2 separate regions of the Homo sapiens genome follow, and region 1 is linked to region 2. Evidence: chromatin contacts called from ENCODE Hi-C data. All regions are on one chromosome and are shown on one strand. The core of a region is the stretch at or near the end of the contact, and the rest is flanking DNA. Distances in the headings are between cores, read along the strand shown.

Region 1 (4,092 bases), core at 1,417-3,916, 390 kb before region 2:
GACAAGATGACTCAAAGGAGACTTCAAGAACAGTGTATGAAACACTGGAAGAGGTCACCTAGGAAAAGCATGAAATTTCCATTCCTGAATGTTTGAAAATAGAAGAGGCTTCCAATCAGTGTGGAAAGTGACAAATCCCCTATCAACACTCCCAGCCCTTGCTGGGGGCTCCTTTTCTGACTACTGTTAGCACTCAGCCTCCCATTCACATGTATTATATTTAAGTGTACCAGCCTTGCCTTCTCAAGTAGATTCTAAGCTCCTTTAAGGCAGTAATTGCATTTTATCTGTCTCATGATGCCCCCAGAGAACTTCCAACTCAGTAGGACCCCAATAAATACCTGTGTCTGATTGACTTGGGGGCTCAGTGGCCTCTAGGCACCCTTCCTCTGCAAGAACTCTGGGTCCCCCTGGGCTTCTGCCCCTCCTTTTGGGAGTCCCCTAGATGACCCCACAGGCAGCTGGTTTCTCCGCTGAGATCAAAAGGGCAAACACCCATTCCTCACATCATCCCGCCCCATTTGGACCCAGGCTTATTGTGCCGTAGACCTTTTGACCCGGCCAAGATTTTCTGGGATTTTCCTACATTCATGGAGGAGCAGGGTATTTTCAGTAGATTCTTGCTTTCTTCATAAAGGCCCTCTTGTTCAGCTGCTTATAAATCCTCGATATGGAGGACTGTTGGTGAAGCTGGAAAATGGTTTTTGGGGGTGAGGTGGGAGACAAAAGAGAGGAATTTTATGTGGATTCTGCCCTGTAACTACATCACCTCATGCTTGTCAGGGAACTTTCGCTCCACCCTAGGCCCCACTGCCTTTCCAGGAATCACATCCACTATTTTCTTTTGCCAGATCCGCTGGCAAACTGTCTGGGCTCCATTGTTGGATGGAACAGCCTGAGCGGTGGAGGCAGAAAGGAAAAATAGGCACCAATATCGAGTTGAGAATTGCCAGGTAGACATTTCCAGAAGGCTTAGTCCTGCCTTCTAAGCTGTCAGCAGCACAGAAATCCTTCAGTAATACCCCCTTATATCTGGTTCTGAACACAGACACTGTACAAAGAAAATCAAGGAGATGCCGGTTTTATGGCTTATAAGAGAAACCTGTTGTTTTGGATAAGTAGGAAAATTGCACACATCTAACCACATGGAATCGCAGAATTTCAGAGCTAACAGATCTTTAGAGATTAGTCTAATATCCTCATTCTAGAAGAGAGGGACTTGAGGCCCAACAGGGTTAAGGGTACAGGTGGGGGGCGCTTGTTTAAAGTCACCCAGTTAACCCAGTTAGTTATAGCACTGTGAGGACTAGCAAAGAGAACTCGTGACCTTGGTTCAGGGCCTTTTTCACTTCACCATTGCTGAGCATTGTACCAAAGCAAAACTCACTGTCAAAAATCAAGGATACCACAGTCGTCCCTCGAGACTATTTTCCTGTTCGCTTTCTCAATGACCTGCCCCAAATAATCCTGTAACGGAGATAGGACAGACATCATGGATCCTATTCAACCAATGAGGGAGCAGGCTCTGCAAGGTGTGTACTTCAGCAAAGGCCACTCGGAGCAGCCCACCTCCACAGCTATGTTCTGGATCGCCGTGCCCCTTGCTTGGATTTATGATCTAGGTATCTGGTCAGGTCCTTTCCTGTGTAAAGCTCTAAAGGCTCACTTCTTTCTCTCTCTCTCTCTTAGGCTTGTGCATGGAAGGTTTCATGATCATTCCCAGGAATTGGTTCTCATTTGTGGCAGGGATGGGCCCAGCACCCAGACTGTTTCTAATGCTAGATTCTCAGGATGTGAAAAGGTGTTCTGAGGAAAAGGAGGTTTGGTAGATTAATGAAGTTTTGGAAATGCTGGGAAACCACAAACATTCTTCTATGCAGGATCTTTTGGAGCCTTTGCTATATGGAGGTGTATTGTGAAACACCCTGGGTTTTCACACCTCGGGATGGGGACATAATGTGTGTTTCCCAGATGTGTTGGATTATTGTGTTTGATTGAAGCAGTCCCAAGGGGCTGGAGTTCCTCACATCACTGTTTGGGGAAGCCTGATGCACTAAACCCGGGGTTGGCCAACTCTTCAGTAAAGGGCCACATGGTAAACATTTTAGGCTTTGCAGGCCATACAGTCTCTATGGCAACTACTCAGTTCTGCCGTTGCAGCACAAAAGCAGCCAGGCAATCGAGAAACAAATGACCGCAGCTGTGTTCCAACAAAACTTTATTTCCCAAAACAGGAGGGAGGCTGGATTTGGCCCTTGAGCCAGAATCTGCCAGTCCCTGGACTAAGCCATGAAATTGTACAGGACTCTTTTGTTCCCACTCGGATCTGGAGATCAGATCCTATTCTTCCTCAAGGGCTTCCCTGACCACCTTTCTCCAGGACCTCTCCTTCCTCCAAACGGCTCTAATACTTTCATTGTGGAATTCAGCAGCTAGAATGTTCTGTCTGACTACCCCATCTTGGGGGAAGAAGGGGAGGGAGGAGACAACCAGCCCAGCAAGAGTGTTGGCCACGTGGCTAGAGCCAGGAGCGTTTCTAGCAGGGAGGCCGTTATAGGGAAAGTTAAGCTCCACCAGAGGTGGAGCTGGTAAGAGTTCAAAAGGCCAGGGCAGGGCCAGATTAGAGTCCCAGGGCCAAGAGTTTGGAGGGGGCAGAGATAAGATCTGAGTAAGAACTTTCAGGGAGAGAAGCGGGGAAGCCCCAAGTGTTCACAGCTCTCCTTTATGGGCTAACTGATCCATGGAGTAGTCAGGAGGGTTGATTTAAAGGGCCAGAGGCCAAACTGGCAGAGGAGGCCACCTCCACCACTTGGTATTGTCAGTGCTGTTGTTTTTCATCTTATACCTCCGGCTAGCATGATGCCTATACCACTGAGATGAGGGGCAGGCAAACATCTATCCCTAGGCCAGAATCAGGGAAGCCTCCCTGGGGATTTCTAACTTAGGATTAGAATCTAATCGAGGATGCAGGGAGACCATTGATTTTCACAAGATCAAGCAGATTCTCAGGTTCGGGTGCATTTCTGCAGTTCACTTTACACTGTTACTTACTAACGCTGCTACTGCTTGTTAACGTGTTTCTGCACAGCAGGCACTATCCTAGGTGTTTTCACATTGTGTATCACAGTTACGGTAACATTTCTGTAAGGTAGGTGTGATCATTCCCATTTCATAGATGGGAAATCTGAGGACCAGAGAAGTTAAGTTACACTACTCAGGAAAGGGCACACTGGGACTTCATGCAAAGCACCTCACCTCCACAGCTGCATTCTCGATCTTTGTGTCCCCTGCCTTCCCCCTTGCTTGGATGTATAGTCTGAGTATCTGGTCAGGTCCCTTCCTGTGTAAAGCTCTAAAGGTTTGCTTCTTTCTTTCTTTCTCTCTCTCTCTCTCTCTCTCTCCCTCTCTCTGTCTTTCTCTCTCTCTTTTTCTTAGGCTCGTGCATGGAAGGTTTCATAATCATTTCCAGGAATTGGTTCTCTTTAGTCACCTAACTAGTTTATTACAACCCTGGCCTAATGAGGCATTAAAAAAAAAAGTTCAGAGAGCCGGAACTAGAGCTAAAAATTCAGGCACCAGCCCTGAGGTCCTTGCTGACATATGTATAAAAGGAGCTCAGATCTTTATTTGTGGGGATGTCCATCTGTCTCAGCTTACTCGGGGCAAATGCATGACTCTAAGCCAACTTTTGAGAGCTCTCTGCTAATACGTTGGAGGTTTCTTCCTCTCCTCCAATAGCCCACTGTGGTCTGAGACATAAAAAATCAGTTTAATAACAGCCTCAGTCAGGCCCTAGGGGAAGATACCTCCACAGAGAGACCCATAACGCACTGCAGCCAAGTAGACACAGGTTATTTGATTGTGCTCACCTGGTACAGATATCCCAGAGCTGAAAGCATGACTAATGTGGAATGGAGAATGGAGATTCTACTCAGAAAGAAACAAACCCTGCATTCAGGGTCCAGCACCACCAAGCTCTTCATTTTTCATACAGTGACACAGCTTGGTTTACAGGTGCTGGCCTTCCCGGGCCAGCCTGCTCCCTTCACTGTCAGCAGTATGATGAGCTGTCATCCTACTGCCTACTCTCTA
Region 2 (4,243 bases), core at 1,545-4,044:
TCCCCTGCCTGTCATGGGTTATGTGCAGTCCTGCATGGGGACAGAGGAATGGCTGTGATAACCCCTAACCATCTCCTCCAGCTCCAGGAGGCTCTGCTTTTCAGAGGTGAGGTAAATCCCCCTCCATCCTCCTCAGTGGTGGTGCAGCTCTGTCACTGTGTCTGCTGGCAGCCTGTTCCCAGCCCCTCGTGGGCAATTCCTGTTCAAACCCTTTGATTCTAGGAGTCAGGCCCTCCATCCTCCCTGTCTCAGGAGTTGCTGCCATGTCATGATAAAGGCCATGTGGCTGCAAGGCAGTTGCTGAGAGCATCTTCCACTAGGATATGGAAGGGCCTCCATCCAAACACTTCATGGATGGGGAAGGGGAGCAGCTAGGGTCTGTTACACAATGTGGGCTGGGGGCCCTAAGGCCTTCAAGTACAGAAACCCCATCTCATCCATCTTTATGTCCCCCACCTGTGGTGCTCAGTGCTATAGGAAAGTTAAAAACACAACATTCTGACTGAGGCCAGGTGCTGCAGAGTTTGGACGCTGTACTAAAGAGGGAGAACCAAGTATGGGCTTCACTCCGGAAGGAAAGGGAACCTGGGAAAATTTTGGGATATGGGAAAAATAAGCCCTTGGCAGTTGTAGGCAGGATACACAGAGGGGAAAACACAGGATTGAAACTGCAGGGTAACTGACTTACTGGGGCATCTCAGTGAGAGGCTATGAGCAGCCAACACAGGGTGAGGCGGGGACAGAGAGGAGAGGCCTGACCTCTGCAGCACTGCGGGGACAGATGGGGTGAATAGAAGAGGTGAAGACCCCTGAGGTATTGAAGGTGGGGGACTAGGAGGGTGGGGCAGAGACAGAGAAATAAATGAGTTATGAGTTGGTTCTGGACATACTAAATTTAAGGTATCTGAGACCTCCAGGAAGCTGTAGAAAATGCCATTCTAGAGCTAGGAAGAGAGGTGGGGCGAGGGATGTAGGCTGGAGAGTGATTAGCTAAAGCTGGGATGCTGTGGGAGAAGAGGGGAGATGAGCCCCCAGGACAGAAGCCTTCTGTGAACAGAAGCCACAGGCTCAGCAATTCAAGCCTGAAGCTGTCTGTCAGTGCAGCTCTTTTCTTCCTCCTGGCCCTGAAATCAAGTGCTCCTGATTCGTGGCACTTTATCTCATCCTCTTGTCTCTGGAAAATATGCCAGGCTAGGTCTGGATCCCCACCCCATGCTCTTTGAGGTAGACTAAACCATGAAGAAGAAGAAACCAAGGACCTGCAGGACAGGTCTCAGTTCCCCACCCAGGGAGCTCCCAAAGCCAGAAGATACACAGGTGTGGGGTACCTGGTAAGTGAAGAGCAGAAGAGAAGAGAATCGAGGTCCCCAAGCTAGGACCCCTTCAAGCTCCTAGGCTGGGAGTTGGATCCAAAGCCTGATCTGACAGTGTGCAATAAGACCTGGGATTCAAGGTTTGATACTGGCATAAAATCTTTCTTCTTTTCTCCCTAAACTGCTTGGGTGGGTGGATATTATGTGTCCCAAACTGTAAGTGAAATTGCTTTATAGGGAAAAGCTGATTCTGGATAAACTATCTAAACCTGTGAAGACAGAAGGAGGGCAGGAGGGGAGGAACCAGAACAGAGAGTGAGGGATGGCCTGGACTAAGCGGCGTGTGAACAAGGATGTCTTGGGTGAGTTCCAGGTGGTCCTGGAGGAGGTCGTCTCTCTGACCCCTCCCTAGGGGAAGTCCTTATGGTTTAGAGAACTTGGCAGCCAATATCTAGAATCCCTACCAGGCCCATGAGAAACTAGTAAAAAGGGTCTGTTCCCATGCAAAGAGGCAAGGGACTCTCAGCAGGGAAGATAAGGACACTCACATGACAAGGGTGTTTGTTGAGAAGGACAGGATGAAGTACCTGAGTCTGATGATTGAAATGACTTGGCCATAACCTCTTAGTGGCTTGAGCTGGATGGGAAGGGAGGACTTCATTTACAGTTAGTGCTGTGTGTCTTCCCTTACATCATGTGCCATCAAGATCTCAAAGGGCCTTGAAATAAGAGTTCAGCTTGTGGTGATGAGACTAGCAGAGAAAGCTCTGAGCAGGACCCAGGGGGCCTGACTCCTTGAATCTGTCTCTACTGAGCTGTGTGACTGGGGGCAAATCCTCTTCCCTCTCTAGACTTCAGTTTCCAGCCTAGGAACCTCTTAGGAATCTGTGACACATTCTCTTCTTGCATTCCAATTGGGGTAAGCAGTCAATTACCAAATATTTCCTAAACAGGTGGTTCCTAGATTGCAGCATATATGAGAATCACCTGGGAAAAGTATTAGAAAAGCAGAATCCAGGGTCCCATCTCCAAAGATTCAGGAGCCAGTAGCTCTGGAGTAGGGCCCCTGAAACTCCATTCTCAAAGAGTAGTTCTGGTGCAGGTGGTTGAGGCCACCTTGATGCAACACTGAAGGTTTCAGATGCTACAGAGAAACCAGAGAAGTGCTGAGTGAGGAAAAGCACCCGTCCTCAAGAGATTTCCAGTTTAGATGGGGGAGACAGGACCCAATCCCAAGAACAGAATATCCTCAGTGACAGATGAGAGAGAGGTACAAGGTCAAAGAAACAGGTCATGTCCTTTACCAAGCAGTTATGAGCAGAGCTTCCCAGGTGCCTGGCGCAGAAACGGTGGCAGGAGGCATGTGTGGCAGAGACAGCTAAATGCTCACCACAACCTGCTTCCTTTTCTACCAGGGCTCACAGCTGTACTTCACTTCCCAACCTCCCCTGTGGTTAGGTGTGGCCACGTGACTGAGTTCCAGCCAATGGCCCGTGGTTGCAAGAAACACCCACCATTTCCGGGTCTGGCCCACAAGCTTCCCATGTGTTATCCTGATCCCCACCTGCCAATCTAACTTTTTTAAGTAAAGGGGGAAATAAACCTCTGATTATATTCAATGACTGAAAAGCAGGGGTTGTTTCAAGTTAGTCCATCCTGATTGTACAGGATGCAAGAGAGAAGATGCAGCAATTCAACCCAAGCAGTATTTGGTCAATACTGGCTTTTTTTTTTTGAGACAGAGACTCGTTCTGTCGCCCAGGCTGGAGTGCAGTGGCACGATCTTGGCTTACTGCAAGCTCCGCCTCCCGGGTTCACACCATTCTCCTGCCTCAGCCTCCCAAGTAGTTAGCCTGCCACCACGCCTGGCTAATTTTTTCTATTTTTCAGTAGAGATGGGGTTTCACCAGGTTAGCCAGGATGGTCTGGATCTCCTGACCTCGTGATCCGCCCGTCTCGGCCTCCCAAAGTGCTGGGATTACAGGCATGAGCCACCACGCCCGGCCAATACTGGCTTTTGTAACCAAGTACTTGATGTTGTTGGACCTGAAGGAGATGCGAGTTCTGATCTTATAGGACGGACAATACTGGGAAGGGCCAGAGGAGGCAGCGGGCAGTGAATCCCACGAGTGTGGAGTTCGGACGGCATCTCTAAATGAGGCTATCTGGAGGCTGTGCCAGTCTGAAATCTCTTCTGGGACTAGTCTTGGGCCATGTAAGCCTTTGAGACAGCACATAAAAAACAGTCAAATGGGCCAGTGGTTCCAAAGATTCTAGTTTTATTTTTATTGCTGAAATTTGGAGCTAACTTATTTTTAGTAATCTTTTCTTTTCTCTCATGCCGAGGTGGTGAGGGGCAGGTGCCATGCCTGAGGCCTGGGTGTGCCTGCTGCTAGCAGAGAGATGGGGACCTCCCCAACTGTCCCAGGGCTGTGGGGTTGGCTAGTGCCCCTGGAGTACCACAGGGATCCTGTCCAGGGAGGAGCTGACTGGCCAGGCAGGAGGAGATGGAACAATTACAGGCAGGGAACAGGGAGCAGTGTAGGATCTGACCTCCAGGACCCTCTTCCTCTTGCATCTTCCTTGAAGAAAAAGAATTCAATGGTGTCACTGTAGACCCAAGAAAGCCTAGGCAGATGGGGGCATGGGAGTGTGTTTTCTATGTACTTAAGTATAATATTTAACTATAGGCCGGGTGCGGTGGCTCACTCCTGTAATCCCAGCACCTTGGGAGGCCGAGGTAGGGGTTCACCTGAGGTCAGGAGTTCAAGACCTGGCCAACATTGTGAAACCCTGTCTCTACTCAAAAAAAAAAACACAAAACTTAGCTGGGTGTGGTGGTGGGTGCCTGTAATCTCAGCTACTCAGGAGGCTGAGGCAGGAGAATTGCTTGAACCTGGGAGGCAGAGGTTGCAGTGAGCCGAGATCGC

What was found. A loop is a pair of places that touch in the nucleus more often than their neighbours do. Pooled maps may share reads with other maps.
Region 1: a loop to region 2 is called in a pooled map, with 2.1 times the contacts of the local background. The contact joins two enhancer-like sites. A Hi-C loop is called at or near these places in 2 of 50 pooled maps.

Annotation. Positions count from the first base shown.
Region 1 is chr1:206,954,230-206,958,321 of GRCh38, reverse strand. It overlaps FCAMR (Fc alpha and mu receptor), which reads left to right. Exons shown (of 8, transcript NM_001170631.2): 8 at 1-355. Among named protein-coding and RNA genes, the nearest start is that of PIGR, 9.8 kb to the right of the region's middle. Within about 2 kb of position 2,666, at least 7 of the 41 ENCODE cell types and tissues checked have a DNase peak (open chromatin) inside an H3K27ac peak, as active enhancers do.
Region 2 is chr1:206,561,727-206,565,969 of GRCh38, reverse strand. All of the region lies in intron 2 of RASSF5 (Ras association domain family member 5), which reads right to left. It overlaps LOC124904494 (a long non-coding RNA gene), which reads right to left. Exons shown (of 2, transcript XR_007066831.1): 2 at 3,576-4,243. Among named protein-coding and RNA genes, the nearest start is that of EIF2D, 49 kb to the left of the region's middle. Within about 2 kb of position 2,794, at least 9 of the 41 ENCODE cell types and tissues checked have a DNase peak (open chromatin) inside an H3K27ac peak, as active enhancers do.